Linked DNA regions of Mus musculus: region 1 is linked to region 2. Evidence: chromatin loops called from intact Hi-C (ENCODE). Cell type or tissue: heart. All regions are shown on one strand. Region 1 overlaps Mcph1 (microcephaly, primary autosomal recessive 1). Region 2 overlaps Mcph1 (microcephaly, primary autosomal recessive 1).

What was found. A loop is a pair of places that touch in the nucleus more often than their neighbours do. Peaks named below come from ENCODE experiments on the same cell type or tissue, not always from the same donor. Only the 100,000 strongest peaks of a DNase experiment are listed, where the experiment ranks them.
Region 1: it touches region 2 in a loop (2.2-fold over the local background); 4 of 42 quality-filtered maps call a loop at or near these places.

The regions. Positions count from the first base shown.
Region 1 is chr8:18,627,393-18,635,392 of GRCm38, forward strand. Mcph1 (microcephaly, primary autosomal recessive 1) reads left to right here. Exons shown (of 14, transcript NM_173189.3): 7 at 2,154-2,243; 8 at 4,124-5,251. Among named protein-coding and RNA genes, the nearest start is that of Gm25763, 17 kb to the left of the region's middle. In heart, a CTCF peak has its summit at 3,471; no DNase peak of the experiment used is centred here; H3K27ac peaks cover 2,119 bases.
Region 2 is chr8:18,689,065-18,697,064 of GRCm38, forward strand. All of the region lies in intron 12 of Mcph1 (microcephaly, primary autosomal recessive 1), which reads left to right. Angpt2 (angiopoietin 2) reads right to left here. Exons shown (of 9, transcript NM_007426.4): 8 at 5,333-5,463; 9 at 1,199-3,144. The coding sequence ends at 2,984. Among named protein-coding and RNA genes, the nearest start is that of Angpt2, 48 kb to the right of the region's middle. In heart, a CTCF peak has its summit at 4,452 (motif pointing left); no DNase peak of the experiment used is centred here; H3K27ac peaks cover 1,415 bases.

The DNA.
Region 1 (8,000 bases), 62 kb before region 2:
ATTTTGAGTGCTTCCTGAATTTAGTACTTAATTTCAGTGGAGACCTTTCTAGTGTTTTTTTCCAGAAGAAATGTGCTTTGTAAGGTTGAGTGTTCTTCAGTTCCCTTCTTGCAGCTCCTTCATCGTTTTCAGTATCTCTTTTCTTTTTCAAAAAAAGTAAGGAGCCGGAAAAATGGCTCAGAAGTTAGAGTGCTTGGTACCTTTGCAGAGGATTGGAGCCCAGTTCCCAGCACCACATTGGGTAACTCATAACTGTCTATGACTCCAGCTCCAAGGGAGCCAGTGCCTTCTTCTGGCCTGTGTGGGAACCTGCATACATGTGTAATTTAGACATGCATATACACATAAATAATAAAAAACATTTTTTACAGAATAAAATAATAAAAAACTAAGTTAGTCAGGTCTCTTTAAAAGGAGAATATTTTAATTACCTATGTAGTAGTAAGCACATTTTAATAAGATGATGAGCAATGCTGTGAATAAGCAAAGCCTTGCCTCCCCACTGCTTACACTCCTCTGCTGATGTATGTACAGTTGGAATGATACAGGTGTGCCTTCTGTGTGCGGCCGTAGTTTATTTCTTACTTAATTTAGATCATTAGAATATTCTTTTTTGTTTGTGGTTGTTGTTGAGACAGGATTTCTCTGTATAGCCCTAGCTGCCCTACAACTTGCTTTGTAGACAATGTGGTCTTGAACTCAGAGATCCAGCTGCCTCTGCCTCCCAAGTGCTGCGGTTAACTGTATGCACTACCATGCCAGCCACATCATACGCATTTTATTAAGCCTTTTCCTTCACTTGCTACCATTACAAACTACACTAGACTCATCTGCATCTCAGGTCCATGAGTATCAGCCATGGTAACAAGTAAGACTGAGATGAACTGTAGCTTTTACAGAGACACCATCATGGTTTTGTTGGCAGCTGAAGCAGGTATATAGCTCTGTCTCATGTGCATGTCCAAATTGATTCAACGCGTATATGAACTGAGTCAGAGATTTTTAAACCCCACAGCTGAAAGGCCACTGTGGTGAGTGCATGTCTGTAATTCAAATCCTAGTATTCAAAGCTGGAGGCAGGAGGAGCAGGAGCTCAAGAACAGCTTGTAAAGTCAGCCTGAATTAACTTGTTAAAATGAGCTTGTCCCTAAAAATAAAAATAAAAAATTTAAAGCCCCCAACACCCCCCCCCTCCACTTTGCTTCCAAAGTAACTGTACAAAGGCTAAGGCTATGTATTTCAGTTCTTGCCTAGTGTGCACAAAGCCCTGGGTTCAGTTCCCAGCATCAGAACAACTGAACAACCACAGTATCTGAGGACTTCTGACTGCCCATACCTTCTTTGTATATATGCCCTTGCTTTATAGTCACTTTATTAAGTTTTCTGAGGGAAACATCCTCTGATTTTCCTTTTGAAAAAACGACTTTTAGAGGATGCTTAAGTACTGTACTTCCAGAGGACACAAGAACAGTTCCCAGAAGAATGTTGGGTGGCTCAAAACATCTTGTGACTACAACTAGAAGGGATCCCAGTACCTCTTCTATACTCATGTCCCATACCCATACACAGAAACACATAAATACACATAATTTAAAATAAATTTTAAAAATCTTTGGATATGTTTGTTTTGTCTCTTGTATGGACAGCTTTTGAAGATAGCGCCTAGAGCCTCATTTATTGAATCATTGATGTTCTAGATATTTTCTTTAAAACTGGTTTCTTAACTGAAACACTGTTGACTTTTGGGGACAATTTGTTATTGTGTAGTCTTTCTAAACCAGTTGCCCCTGTCTGTGTCAGCACTGGACTTTTACTTACTTAGAAGTAAATATTAGAAACTTCAGTTCTCAAACCGAAAACATTCACTTAATTTGGTTTAAGCTTCATACAAGTTGGATTTTGAAAGTCCCATCTCATGTGATTGTGTGATCATGTTTGTGGGGCAGTGATTGATAGGGATTCATTTTGTCAGTCTTAAATCTACAGTATAACTGATATAGTTTTTGTTCTCGAATTATATTAAGCTTAGCCTAAAGGTAAGATTAATTTCCTGTGTATATGGGATCAGGAGCAGAATGGGTAGATATGCTCTTGTCCCTGTCCAGTAGGCAATTCTGCCATCCAGTTATTGAAACTTGTCATTGTGTTATCAGCCTCCCAGATGTTGGAGCAGTCTCAGCAGAATCCATGTGTCAGTCTGTTTGAAACATCCTTGAACATTTCTCACCAACCTTTGAGTTCAGGTAAAATTGTAATATGTATTTTGTTTTTGTAACAGACTTATGATTTGAAAAGTGTGTGTGTGTGTCTCCTCTCACACTGTACTTTTTGAGCTAGACTTTTTCTGTGGAGCTCTGGCTAGCATGGCACTTCAATAGATACCCAGCTAGCCTCCAACTAGAACCATGTCCTTGTCTCCTCGAGTACTGAGATTACAAAAATGCTCCACCATGCCAAGATGTCGTGTGGTCCGTTCTAACCACTCAAGCAGCTGAGTAGACCTAAGTTTCTCCATGAGATTTGGTCTTATGGTATTGGGGACCTCCTGCTTGAACTCTTATTAGTCCCTCCCTGGGGATTTGTTTGATTGTTTGCTTTGTTGTGGAAATCCTTGTGACTATATATGATTTAAATGCAGTGTAAATGTATATCTGAGCACAGTTAGCACTAAAGAGGAATTATTCGTGTTTAATTAAGCCATGAAGCATATTATTGAAAAGAGTCTGTGTTAAATAGTATAGGAGCCCTTGACCTTTTTTCAAGGCTATATAGCTGTCAGGTGTTGAGTTCTTTACACTTCCCTCACGTAAGTCCATGGGGGCCTAAGTGAAGTCTGTGGAAACCCTAAACAACTGTGTTCAAAAGGGCTTCAAACGCCACATGAGGAGATTCAGCTAGGTGTTCTTCCTGTCCGTGGGGTGTATTCTGGCAGTCTGTCCTGCATGTTCTGAGCTTGTTTACCCATTCATCTTTTCTTTGCTCAGTTATATCTCCCATAGATTGGAAGCAAATGGCGATAACAATGCTGGCTTACCTTTCCCTATACTGTTCTTGTGTCTCACTGTATCACACACACACCCCAAGTCTCCATGAGGTAGGCTGCATCCCCACTCCCATTTCACAGAAGAGAAAACCAGGAGGTCAAGTGGATTGTGCAAGATCCTGAGGTTGTGAGTGATACACCCAGGCTTCTGACATAAGTAGTCTAAGAATTTATGCTCTTAGTGATGTGCCACACTGAATCGTGGCTTATTGAAGAGTGATTAATGCATTCAGTTCCTAAGAGTAAATCTCAGTATCACTCCAACTGCTGTCTTGGAAGCACTTCAGCAGAGGCCCAGTATCAGCTGACCTTTGCTTTTGCCCCTCCCTTCCCAGAGCACAGCTTCAAGGACAGGATATCTCTGTTGCCACCACTCTGCTCTGAAAGCCGAGCTCGAGTTGTTTAAGTTAGAATCCCAGCACTGCCTCCAGATGGTGTCTTTTCTCTAAAAAAGGAAGCCTTCAGCTGGGCAGCACTGTACCAGTAGAACTGGGTCTGAGTAATGACCACAGGTTCAGGAAAGTGAGCAGAAAGTGCTGACTGCCCTCTAGTACTTCAGTATAATGAGAGGACAGTAGCATGCTGAGTCCCAGGAGGGGCTAGCACTGTGACCTGACAGGATCAGGAGAGTCACAGGTGACACTGACACTGAGCTGGTTTTGAAGGATGAGTTGTGTTTACCCACAGCAAAATGTGTCAGAAAGCTGGGGTCAGAGTGGGGAGCCTGCAGAGGTGATGGACAGCGTATCATTACTTCTGAGAGAAGTGCAGACTTCATGAGAGATCGGAATATTGAGAGCCCCACATGCTTCATTTGAAATATAAATAAAACATGAGGACTTGATGGAAGAACAGGGGACAGATATGAGGAGCCGTGTTCTGTTTATGAGGAGAAATGGCTTATAGAAGACCAAAGCCTAGCCAAGCATGGTGGCACATACCTTTAAACCAAGCCAGCATTCAGGAGGCAGGGACAGACTCTCTCTTGAGTTCCAAGCCAGCTAGAGTTACACAATGACCAGTGACACCCTGTCTGGTCACTTGCACATTTTAAAGGCGATTCTTTGTTGATCTCTGCAGATGAATCCTTTGCCAGTGGCTCCCACTCATCTTTCGGTGATTCCTGTGGAGATCAAGAAAGGAAACTGGGAAGATCTGCTAATGAGATGACCACGGTGACATGCCCTTCCTCACCTGTGTTGAGGGCAAGCAGTTTTTATGGCTCAGCATCACCCAACCATCTCAGGCAGCCACGTCCTCAGAAAGCTCCAGACAGTCCTTCAAAGGAGAGCATCAACTGTCAGAAGGATGCTACAGGTGCGGTAGCTGATTCCGAGAGAAAGCAAGCTGCAGGTGTATCTCAGGGGGTGCCTGATGAGAAGCTCTGTCTGTCTCCTACGATGTCCATCATAGAAGAACACCAAGTACGGTTGGGACCCAAGAATTCTTCTGCAAAGAGAAAAAGGGCAGCGGACTTGGGTTCATCTCCAAAAGGAAAACTGAAGAAGAGGTACAAGAGAAAGTCTGCTCTGGCAATACAGTTATTCAAGTCCGACCAGAGCCCGCCGTCCACAATCAGACTCATTCCGGGAACTCCTGACGTTGAGGCTTCTTCCTATGAGGACTATTTTTCCCCTGATAATCTCAAGGAGAGGAATTCGGAGAGACTTCCTCCTGAGGCTCAGCAACTAGCAAGCCCTTCTCTGTTCCACTGCAGAGGTCTCTCAAAGTGGGAGCGAAGAAACATGCTGGAAATGTGTGATTTTACCTGCATTGGTGAAAAGCACAGATCCATCAGCAGCATTAGTGACTTAATTTCAAAAAGTGCCTCTAGTCTTGAGAAACCTGTCAAGGAGGAAGTGAATACAGCTTCTACCTGCTTGCTTTTGGTGGAGACCTCTGCTAACGACAGCCCAGGGCTTTGCAGTCAGCCTGGCCCTCAGCTGAGGGATGACACAGGCCCAGAGGGAAGCAGCCACCCTGACACCCTGTCTAGTTCTGCCCACCACATCACACCCTTGAAAGGAAATAGTACAGAAACCAGAGACCCAGGTGATGGAAAAGGCTCCCCCAAAGAAGGTAGCACGCCTCCTGCATCAGCCTCTCCTGAAGATGAAGTACACATCTGTAATCTCAGTTTGGGAGAGGATTGTAATGTAGAAAAGTCTGTAGAAGAAAAGGAGAACATAGCCACAGGATATAGTGAAAGTATGTGAGCCTCATTTCCCAAGTATTGTTTGTTCTGCCAGTGTGTAATACTGTGCTCGTATTTTAAATCTGTCCTTAATCTTTATAATTTAAGTCCTTCCCCCTCTCCTTTTATTTTAAGGAATTGATATTTCCAATGATGCTCTTGAGGGATAGGTGGGAGGCCCTGACCTGAACTTTGTAGTCAAATGTGTCACCATGAAAATACCTCCCCAGGCTTTGTCCTAGTGGATTAAAAGAAACAGTAGTGCTTACTTTAAACTGTTGACCTGTATACCTTTCCTATATGCCTCTCTCACTCAGCATGACTGCACCAGAGACATAACTGATAGAGGAATTTCTTTTCTTTTTATTTTTAATTTGAGTTTATTTAGTAAGGGTTTTAATGTGAGGAATGCAGTAAAGAAACCGCCAAAAGACCGCTCCATAACTAGGAAGGTTTTTCTTATGAATAAGAAAGTATCCAGAAGCATCTGGAATAGTCCAACACAGAGAGAAAGAGAACCAGACTGGCTGTGGCCATGGCGATCTGCCAGAGAAGAGAGATGAGCAAGAGGTGAAGAGTGCAATTCAAGAGTGGTGGGGAGCAAGGGAGCAAGAGATGCAGGGGGTGGGGGAGGAAGGGAGGGAGGGAGAGAACAAGAGAGCGAGAGAGAGAGAGAGAGAGAGAGAGAGAGAGAGAGAGAGAGAGAGAGAGAGAGAGAGAGAGAAGCTGAGGCTAGCAGGAGTACCCAGGGCTGAGGGCTCTGAAGAGAGCTGGGATCTGAGGTTCAAAGGTTGCAGGTTGGAGGCTAGGGTGGAGGCTTGTATACTAAATGCTATCAATGAGGGAGCCTGGCGGCAGCATGGGCTTTGATACAGCCACAGATACATGTTAGTGTAGCCATATGTCCTTTCTGCTGCACATAAGAAAAGTGACTCCTTTTGGCTTGGGAACTATTTTCACAAGTTCCTGAGGAAGGCTGGCTTTTATCTATCCAGATTGAGTTGGGCGTAGACTCAATTTTGGGCCAAGTCAGAAGGCTTGCCCTGGTTGACGTAGGGAATGGGGTTGCCCGTTTGACCTGGCATGCTTCTACTGTAGAACTCTAGAGAGCATCAGCCATGATTTTGCTAACAGAAACTATGAAAAAGTTTTGAAATTTGTCATCACTGTTTACTTTGGGCACTGAAACTTTGGGCAATGTTAAATAAGAGCAAACATTAATTAAGACATTTTGCTCAATTAAAAATTTAGTTTTGGATCTCTCTCCAGCCCCCAAGTAACTCTGGTGTGGCTTTGATTTCTGCTTATTTTGTATCAAGACTACCATTCAAATAGGTTTGTTTATTCCAATCTGTAACTTAATTATAATTACTAAAGTGATTTATTTGTTGATCAACAAATAATAAGCTATATGATTATAGGGATTTAGGCAAAGATGGCAAAAATATCAACAGATTTTTGCAAAGTTGAACTCAGCCTTTGACCATTATTTAAGTTTGGCTAATATTAAATATGATCCAACTGACTCTTGATCAGTTCTACACTTGAGGTGGTTTCACCCACTGTGGCTAGGGCAGCTGTGTTGGGCTGAAATAATCACAGTTCTAGCTCTTTGAGAATAAACTCACCTAAATTGGCTCAGTACATCAATTAAATGATTTTTGGATTTTAAGCTGGTAAATAGCTTGGGTTTTGAATAATTTATATTATATTCATAATAGTATTGTTACATCTAGATTATTATGTGTTTTCAAAAATGTATAAAATTACATAGACTATAGTAAATATGAAAAAGTATAATGTTTTGACAGTTCAGAATATCCTGTCTTGTGTTTTGAGTTTTTATCTTTTTTACAAAGCACTTGAATATTATATGATATGTAAATATAATTTAAGTGGGGCAAACAGCCCGGCACACCCTAAACCCTAGCACTGCAGGTGTGCAGTCATTAGAAGAATGTGTGTTTCTTCATCCAGGGCTCAACCTTCCTGTCTTCAGTCCAGACCATTAGGCTTCAGAAACTGCATGAAGGGCATGGGCATTGGGTGGCACTCCAGTACTCAGAGGACACTGGGAAATGTGCTGATTGTGAAGTGGGCCGGCTTGCTGGGACACAGGCAGGGGTGGGTGTGACTAAGTTTGACTCTGATGGAAATATTCTGTAAATTATCACGTCACTACCACAAGACAACATGGGCTCCTAAGACATGAAAACCCCTCTCTAGCCTAAATCTAAGCACTTTTTTATACTTAGTAACATTAAGAAGACTCACGAATATTTTATATTGTCCACTATCAGCCCAATCTGGATTTGGGACAATCAACTCTTTGGAGATCCATCCTAGATACAACCATAAATCCTTGGGCTGAAACGGAAATTCCATACTTGCCCCAAATAGAGCCAGGAAGGCTGCTCTGAGCATCAGCTACACAGACCCTCTATCCTTCTTGTTGACATGAAGGGCTATTCAGTGCCATTCCACCCCACTTAAGCTTGCTGACTCTAAGATAGTGTGCAATGAGGCTTCTAAAGAAAGCAACCAAGAAGTCAGTGGCTGATCTTGAAACAGTGGGGTATAATCATTAACTCTTCACATTTTTATTCAATACTTTTATGAACAATTTAACAAGAAGTTTCCTTTGTTAGAAAGAATAAACCTTTCCACCTCAATTTCTCACTTTCTGCCTGTGTTAATTCTCGAATTCCTATTAAAGGATAGTGGTAGACATGCTGCGCCTCACATCTGTTTCTACTTCGTAAA
Region 2 (8,000 bases):
TCAATGCTGTCCGACAGTGGTAAAAGCAACATGGTCGTCTAGGAAACTGTTAGGATCATAAACTTGGCACCATAGGTTAAGAGAGGTCTTATTCAGACAAAAAGGATGTTATCCCAAAAATGAATGGCATCTGTTTATTTATTTGTGACATCACAAGTGAAAACTTGAGGAAAACACTTGAAAAGTGCCGTGAGAAATGTCACCTTGAAGAGTGTCCCCTAAGCCAGGCAGTCCAGCACACAGGAAACAGAATTGGGTGGATTGCTGCAAGCTTGCTGCTGTCCCGGGCTGGAGAGTGAGACCTTTCCTCAAAAAAAGGATTTTTAAAACTAATTAATCATGAAAGCCTATAGGGCTGTGCCACTCTTAAGGCTAATGCTAATACAGATAAACCTGATAAATATAAAAGCTGTGGTCTGCCAGCATTGTGATGGGCTGTGCAGCTCTTAAGGTTAATGCTAATACAGATAAAACCAATAGGTATAAAAGCTGTGGCCTGCCAGGATTGTGATGTAGTCTTTATTTTGATATCTTTCCTATGCTCCACTTTATGAACTCTCAATTATTTTAAATATTTGCTAACTGAATTCTAACTTCTCAAATAATTAAGGTTTGACTGGCAGCAGGGGCTGTACAGAAGTCAGCTTTCATTTCCAAACATGTTGATTGGTTTGAGATAGTTAATCTGAAAAGATGAGTCTCTGAAAGACAGTGGTTGTTCTGGCTGTCCCCTGTGCTCTTGTGTAGCTGTCCAAGTGGGCCTGCACAGGGACCAGCAGGAAGCTGACCTCTGACCCCAGTCGCTCGCTCATCTAGCCCATCTCATTGTTTCTGTTTTCATTTCAAGATTACTGTTTTGATTTCCTTTCAGCTTTGTAAATGTTTTCTTAAGAACAGAAAAAAAAAATTCCTCCCAGTAATTCTGTTTATTTAAAATACTGTGTAAGGAGCTGAAGAGTAAAGTGGAAACCGTACTTCTTCCCGTTCTCTGAGCTAAGAGAGAAGGTGTAACTCTGAGCAGCGCTATTAGCCTCCATCTTCCTGCATCCACTGCTGCCTGCCCTTCCTGGGTGACCATCTTTGACCGTTTCCCACCTCAGCTCTTGCTGTTATGGTCAGTCTAGAAACATGCTGCTGCCTTCAAGCTCTGGATTGTTTGGGGTTTTGTTTTTTTTTTTTTTTTTGTTTTGTTTTTTTTGGTGTCACATATTTTAACTGGGTACAAAGCCATGTTGGCCCTGTCGACATTTCCTAAATGTAATAATAGAAACAGTGGTCAAAAGGCAGGGACAGAGTTCTTCACTCTGGAGTTAGCTGGCAGGAAGTGAACGTGGCAGAGGAGAAGAGCGCCTTGGCTACCCCGAGTCTGTGGATTGACCAGAGAACACACCAAGGCTGTGTGAAAGGAGATGGGTTAAGGCGTTGGTTCTCAGCCTGTGGGCAGAGACCTTTTGGGGTCACATATCAGCTATCCTGCAATCAGATACTTACATCACTATTCATAACAGTAGCAAACTTACGGGAGTGAAATAACTTTATGGCTGGGTGTCACTACAACATGAGGAACTGTGTTACAGTGTCTCAGCATACGAAGGTTGAGAACCTTTGCATTATAGAAATAAACTTAAAAAATAGCACCTAGAAAGGAAGGATGGACAGATGGATGGATGGATGGACAGACAGACAAGGAAGGCTACAGGAGAAATTGCACTAGTGCTCTGTACAAGTGTTCATTGCTGCAGAGGCCACTCTGCAGGCTTAGGAGGGTTAGAACAGAAGGAGTTAAGGTTTGACAATTCTAAGCATAAAGTTGTGTTCTGAAACTTTTTCTAGGGGTATCTGGTTACATTGTGAGCAGGACATTTTGGCTTTACAGTCTGAAACACTTTCAGCTTGTTAGTGGATATTAAAAATGTTACTGAGGCAAACTAATTTTTTCTAAAAGTTAATTCAGAGAATTATGGCTTTGTAGATGTCCCAGGTAGGGTGATTTTCCTCCACTATAAATTAAGTTTTAGCTTCATTTTCTAAAATATTATCTTGTTAAATTAGGGAGCACATCTCTAGGCTAGAGCACTTTGCTCAGTGGCGAAGTTCTTCTTCTTGAAACAGCATTTTCGTCATTAACAGCAGTCTTCCTTGTTACAAGACACGGGAGTGTGTGTGTCTGTGTGTGTGTGTCTGTGTGTGTGTGTGTCTGTGTGTGTGTATGTGAGACCAAAGAACAAAATCGTAAATATTATCGTAAAAATTAAACATAATCACCTCAACTAATAACTTATATTTAATTACTAAAAATACCTTCATATTTAACAGCCAGGAAGAAAACAAAATAGTACAGTCTCCGCATTCACCAACATGGCGCTTATTTGGTGGTTATTCCAGAGATGTGGGCATTTTTGCCATATAGTAAATAGTAGCCAGCCATTAAAAACTAAGCCATCAAGATAGGTAAATGTGTTGTTTTCAAATGAACATGTAAAGCACCCAAGAGGAAAACAATGAATGTGTGCTTCTCCAGATGATAACCTGTGCCCACCACTTAGAAGTCCCTGGATACTGGCTGCCACAGTGCGAGGACACGGCCTTGTCATTGTGACAGCCGAGCTGTGAATGTATTCACTCTAGAAACCGTGCTTAGAGGAATGTGGTCCCAAGATTTATCTGCACCATCTAAGTGTTCTGTTTTCCAGTTATTTACTGCTGAACTCCCACGGAACATTCTTCCCTGTGACAGAGTCTGCACGCTGTCCTTCTGATCCTCAGCCACAACCTTCCCAGAAGTGTTTCTCCAGACTGCAGTGCCTTTGGTTGGTTAGCGGTGCAGGCTTAAGTGATGCGCTTCAGTCTGGTACACACAGACCCTCCCCACCCCCAGGAGCACTTCCTGATGTGGAAAGGGGCTGCTATGCATTGGTGTCTCTCAGTGCCTTGGAGTTAATCTTTGGATGCAGCAAGTTCTTCTGGTAGTGTAGGCAGGCATTTAGAAATCTGCTGGCCGGATCATCATGGTTGTGGCCTTGAGCGAGTAGCCGGACCCCTTCCAGTAGTACCACTTGATACCGTTAAACTTATTTGTATTCTGTTTTTGTGGGTAGTACTGTCCATTCAAGTTGGAAGGACCACATGCGTCAAACCACCAGCCTGTGAAAGCGAAACACAGAAGCAATTAGGACTGGGTAGCTGCAGCTTGTCTGCAGGACTTAGCTGGGCACACACACACACACACCCCATGGTGTGGAAAGAGCCACATTGATTTGTTACTCCATAAACACAGACTGCACACCAGTGCAATCCCAGTACTGTGGTAGCATGAGTTCTTACACATGCCCTAGCTGCTTTGTGCAGAACCCTTGCTACATGAAGAAATGTCGGTCAGTGCTGTGTGAAAAGCTATCATCCACAGTGCATTGTGGGGTGAAGACATGGTGAGACTGCTGGCAGATGTGGGTAGAAGGTGGGCCAAGTGGTTCCCATCCCCCTCCATCATGTATATTTGTTTGGAACAGAAGCCAAGTGTGTCTAGCTCTCTGGGGAGCTAGGGAAAAAGGAACCTTAACACTACAAAGTGTGGTACTGAGGGAGAGTCAGGCAGCAGTAAGGATCTTTCCCGTTGTAGCTCCGGAGTCTACCCACAAATAGGAGCATGGCAGGCAGTGGGATTCACCATATGAAGGAGAAACCTAGACAATGTACTAATCTGAATTTATCTTTAAGCCTCAAGTGGGAGAGACACTGGTTGTATAGTATTTGTTTCTTTTTAAATCCAGAAAACAACAACGAGTAGACAGTAAAGAATGTGGGTGAAACACCAATTCTGAGGCCACCTGGGCACTACCACTTGGAGACACCCCTAGCTGTTGATTCTGAGAAATGGGAATGTATAAAAAGAGCCTGTGTTGTGTAAAACCCTAGGGCTGGAGAGAAATGTCAGTTACAGATCTGCCTTAGCCTTTGGGCACCATTGGAGTCATTGCTCCTGTGCACTTTTTCACGGGCCACCTTCCCTATGGGCCAGCCCATGGCTTGGAACTTGGCCTCTTACAAGCCAGACCTCCCCACTTTCCCTCCCCTGGCTGCTTGCCTCCTCCCAAGTCTCTCCCAGCTCCATTCTCAGCCCTTAAATCTTGAGCTGGGTAAATAAATGAATTGTGTCCTTGGTTGGGAAGCAGCTCTCCTGCTCTCTGGAATAGCAGCACACGGGTGGTCTGAGAACAGTCAGCCTCTCCAGAGAGGTCTAAGTGTGGGAACGAACAGCAAGCCGGCTCGGGATCAGGGGTGCTGTGGCCCCAGAACCTACCCCTACCCCGGCTGTTATGTGGCTTTAAAGACAGCTGTTACAGTGAGATGAGAGTCCAGCCCCCTTTACAGCAGTTCACTGGGGTTCTCTCCTTTGAATAATTACAGCTAATAGAGAAAACTCATGCCACCAAGTGGCCAATCTGCTACCCCAAGAATCCAGGATCTGCCAGAGAGTGGGACCTAATTCTTTCATGAAATCTCAATTTCTAAATTTCATTTCATGAATATATCCTCTTGTTACTGTTGCTGCACGAATTCTTTACTGAAGAGCAGGCATTGTTCAAGCTTAGATCTTTTACTTGTCTTAGAAGCTTTTATTCATATAATTTAATTAATTTTATTTATTTCTGGTGTGGAGATCAGAGAATTGCAAGGAGCAGTTCTCACATTTGGCCATGAGGAACCCAGGGATCAAACTCAGATGTCTGGCTTGACGGCAAGCATGTTTACCCACAGAGCCATCTCACAGGTTTGAGATAGAGTCTCATCAAACCTTGAACTCATGGATTCAGCTAGACTGACAGGCAAGCCAGCCCCAGCACTGGAATTGTTGCACACCACATATTCAACCTTTGTACAAGAGTGCTACAGACCTGAACATGCACATGGCAGGCACCTTACCCACTGAGCTGTCTTCCCCAGCCCACTTTCTTGCTATATGTAAGCATCATTGCATGAAAGAGACAGCTGAAAAGCCCTGGGCTGGATATTAAACAGAAACAAAGCAGTATGGAGCCAAACCCTTCTCTTTTCATCTGGTCAGTGAGCCACTTAATGTCCCCTCGCTCACTCCCAAGCATCCTGAGAGTACACTGTCACCCTTGTGACAATTCCAGCTCCATGCTGTGCTTTCATGTCACACTTGAACTAAAAGGAGGCCCAACCAATGAACTGGGAGGCAGATGGCTTGTGTTCTTACGGAAGTAAGGCTGTTCATTGTCAGGCATGCATTCCAGTCGGAGCTTACACTGCCAGTCGTCTATGCTAGGCAGCTGCTTCTTGCCAATTCAAATAGGAAGAGTCGCCTTACCTCCTGAGAGCATCTGGGAACACTTGCAGATGCATTTGTCATTGTCCGAATCCTTTGTGCTAAAATCACTTCCTGGTTGGCTGATGCTACTTATTTTGCCCGCGGTCCCCGTGAGTCCTGTAAGGTGAATCCTGGAACGTGCAAAGGAAAAAATAAAAATTGTAACTGGCTAGGATTGTTGATTGACTGTAGTGGAAAATTTCTCATGGTGAAGAATTCCATTCTACAGAGTGCACTGGGGCCAGTCAGTACACTCCAGTGCCCACTCCGTACAAAATACTTTGTACTGGTATAAACAGGAACCAACTTATCATCAAACCCTCTGACAAAGAGGGAGGGATGTTTTCATGACAACTTCAACACATATTGCCTGCACCAGCATCAGCAGACCTTAATGGGGCCTTGTAATTCATTATCCCTCTGCATTCAGATGAACAGAAGGCATCTGCAGAACAAAGGGGCTTCTCACAGACCCCCTCCCCGCCCCCAACCACCACAGTCCCTGGGGAATGGCTACTAGAGTGACCAGATACCCTGTCTATAGTCTGAAGGGGTAGAAGTTGGGGTGGAGAGGCTAGAAGGCAAGGAGTGGGTGAGGAGTTTGGGGTAGCCCCTATAGCTGCTTTGCCTTGATTCTGGACACTGGTATAATAAACCTGTCTGACCTCAGAAAGGAAGTAAATGTCAGTGCCCAGACCCCTGATCATGGACCACACTGTTAGACTGTTGCCAAAGTGTGGTCCTCAGCAGCCAACTGTGCCAACAAGGAGAATCTGAAGGTCAGGATAAGCATAATCGCTTTAATTACTATTTTATTTTGTTTTGTTTTTAAGGCAGGGTTATATACACTGTAGCTTAAGCTGGCCTGGAACTCACTAAGCAGCCTCGGTTGACCTTGAACTTGTGATAGTCCACCTGCCTCAGCCTCCCAAGTGCTGGGGTTACAGTCATGGATGGCCATGCCCAATCAGAACATATAATTCTCTAAAATGTCACAAACTGCCAGTGGTCAGATGTTTCGAGTCAGACCAGAGCTGGGTCTCACATAATAGGGTGACGTAAGGATGTCCTTTTGGTGTTTTGGCATGCCAGTAACCAGCTCTGGCAAACTATCATGCTGAATCCCCAAGAGCTCATGCAATGTAGATACAGGAGTCTCTGGAAATCCTACATGGTGACTACCAAGTGTCCTTTGAGCCCCCAAGTGTTCTCTTCTTTGTAAAGCTCTCTGTCCTTGCCATCCACCACCTTGGGAAGATTCACTTGTCAGTATCTCATGTGGGAACAGGCAGAGGAGAGGGCGAGACCACTGTCCCAGGCCCTGGCACATGTCTTTACAGTGAGTGCTCACGGCAGCCCTAGGACAGCAGCTGCAGTGTGTGGAGAACTAGTCCTTGTGTGCTTGGGAACCTGAAATAGTTTTCTTTCTGACATTTACCCCCCTTTACACCCCCTCCACCCCACCCCACCACACCCCACCCCACCCCACCCCTCCCCGCCAAGGTTTGTCTTCCTTTTCAGTCTCTTGTCTTCTTTGAAAGGTCAGTTCTCAGGGGACTCACTAAATGTCCTGCAAAGGCAAGTAATGTCAGAGAGAAATCTATTTTTATTAGTCTCTCTTTGAAAGGTTATTCAATCTTAGAGCCTTTTGGAGGCCTACCAGACAAAAGTACATGCTTTCAAATCTGTTATTAAGAACAGCCTTGAGTTGGCCATGTCATTGCTCATACCTACAATCCTAGCATTTGAGGGGTGGAGGCAGGAGGATCAGATGTTTGACGTCATCTTTGGCTACGTAGCAATTTCAAGACTCCCTCGGGCTACACGAGACCCTGTCTTGGGAATCAAGAGAAAGAAGGAGAATGGGGTGGCAGGGTGTGAGCAGGCAGGCAGGCAGACACATGTCTTCCTTGGTGCCCCTTTCTCATGCACTCCTTGGTTTCCTGCTTGTTCTTGGAGGGAAGCACGTCCCAATCTGAAGCTTGGCTTACTCGGCACTTACTCAGGCGTTACTTCCAGAGTACTTAGCCGTATTAGCATCCTCTTAATTAGTGTAGCAAGTTTTTATGGATTATTATTGTTTTACATTTCCAAGTAAACTAAGCCTCAAAAACCAGTGGGGATTTTTTTTGTTGTTGTTGTTTTTTCAAATAGCATCTTCAAAATATGTTTGCATTTCCAAAAGAACCTTAGCTTACACTATTTTTATAATGTCATTGTGGAAGGGTAAGGACCCATGTAGTAAAATCTCCTTATGTAAACAGGCTAATTCTTCATCTCTGTGTTTCTTTCTTTAAAAAAATTAATTCCTCTATTGTAGATTCCTAACTGCTGCCAGTTAAGAAAATATTTAGCTTGGAGATAGCACAATGGAGACCACTGTGCCTTGGGATCCATTGACTTCTGGACTCTGGAGTCCAGCAAGACCGTCTGGGTGCTGGGGTCCTGCTTGTCTTCCCATGCACCCCCTCCAGGGAATCCTGATCTTTCTAAAAGGTCACCGACCATTCCAGTGTCACAACAGGCTCTGTCTGCTTTGAAAACAGCTTCGGAGGAATCGACACCCACTGTCTGTGAAAAGCAGACTGTTCCTGGCAGCATGTCGCTCTCAGGTCAGACCCCAGGCTCTGAGCTGGCTTCCCTGTGCTGTCCACTGTGACCTCCCTAG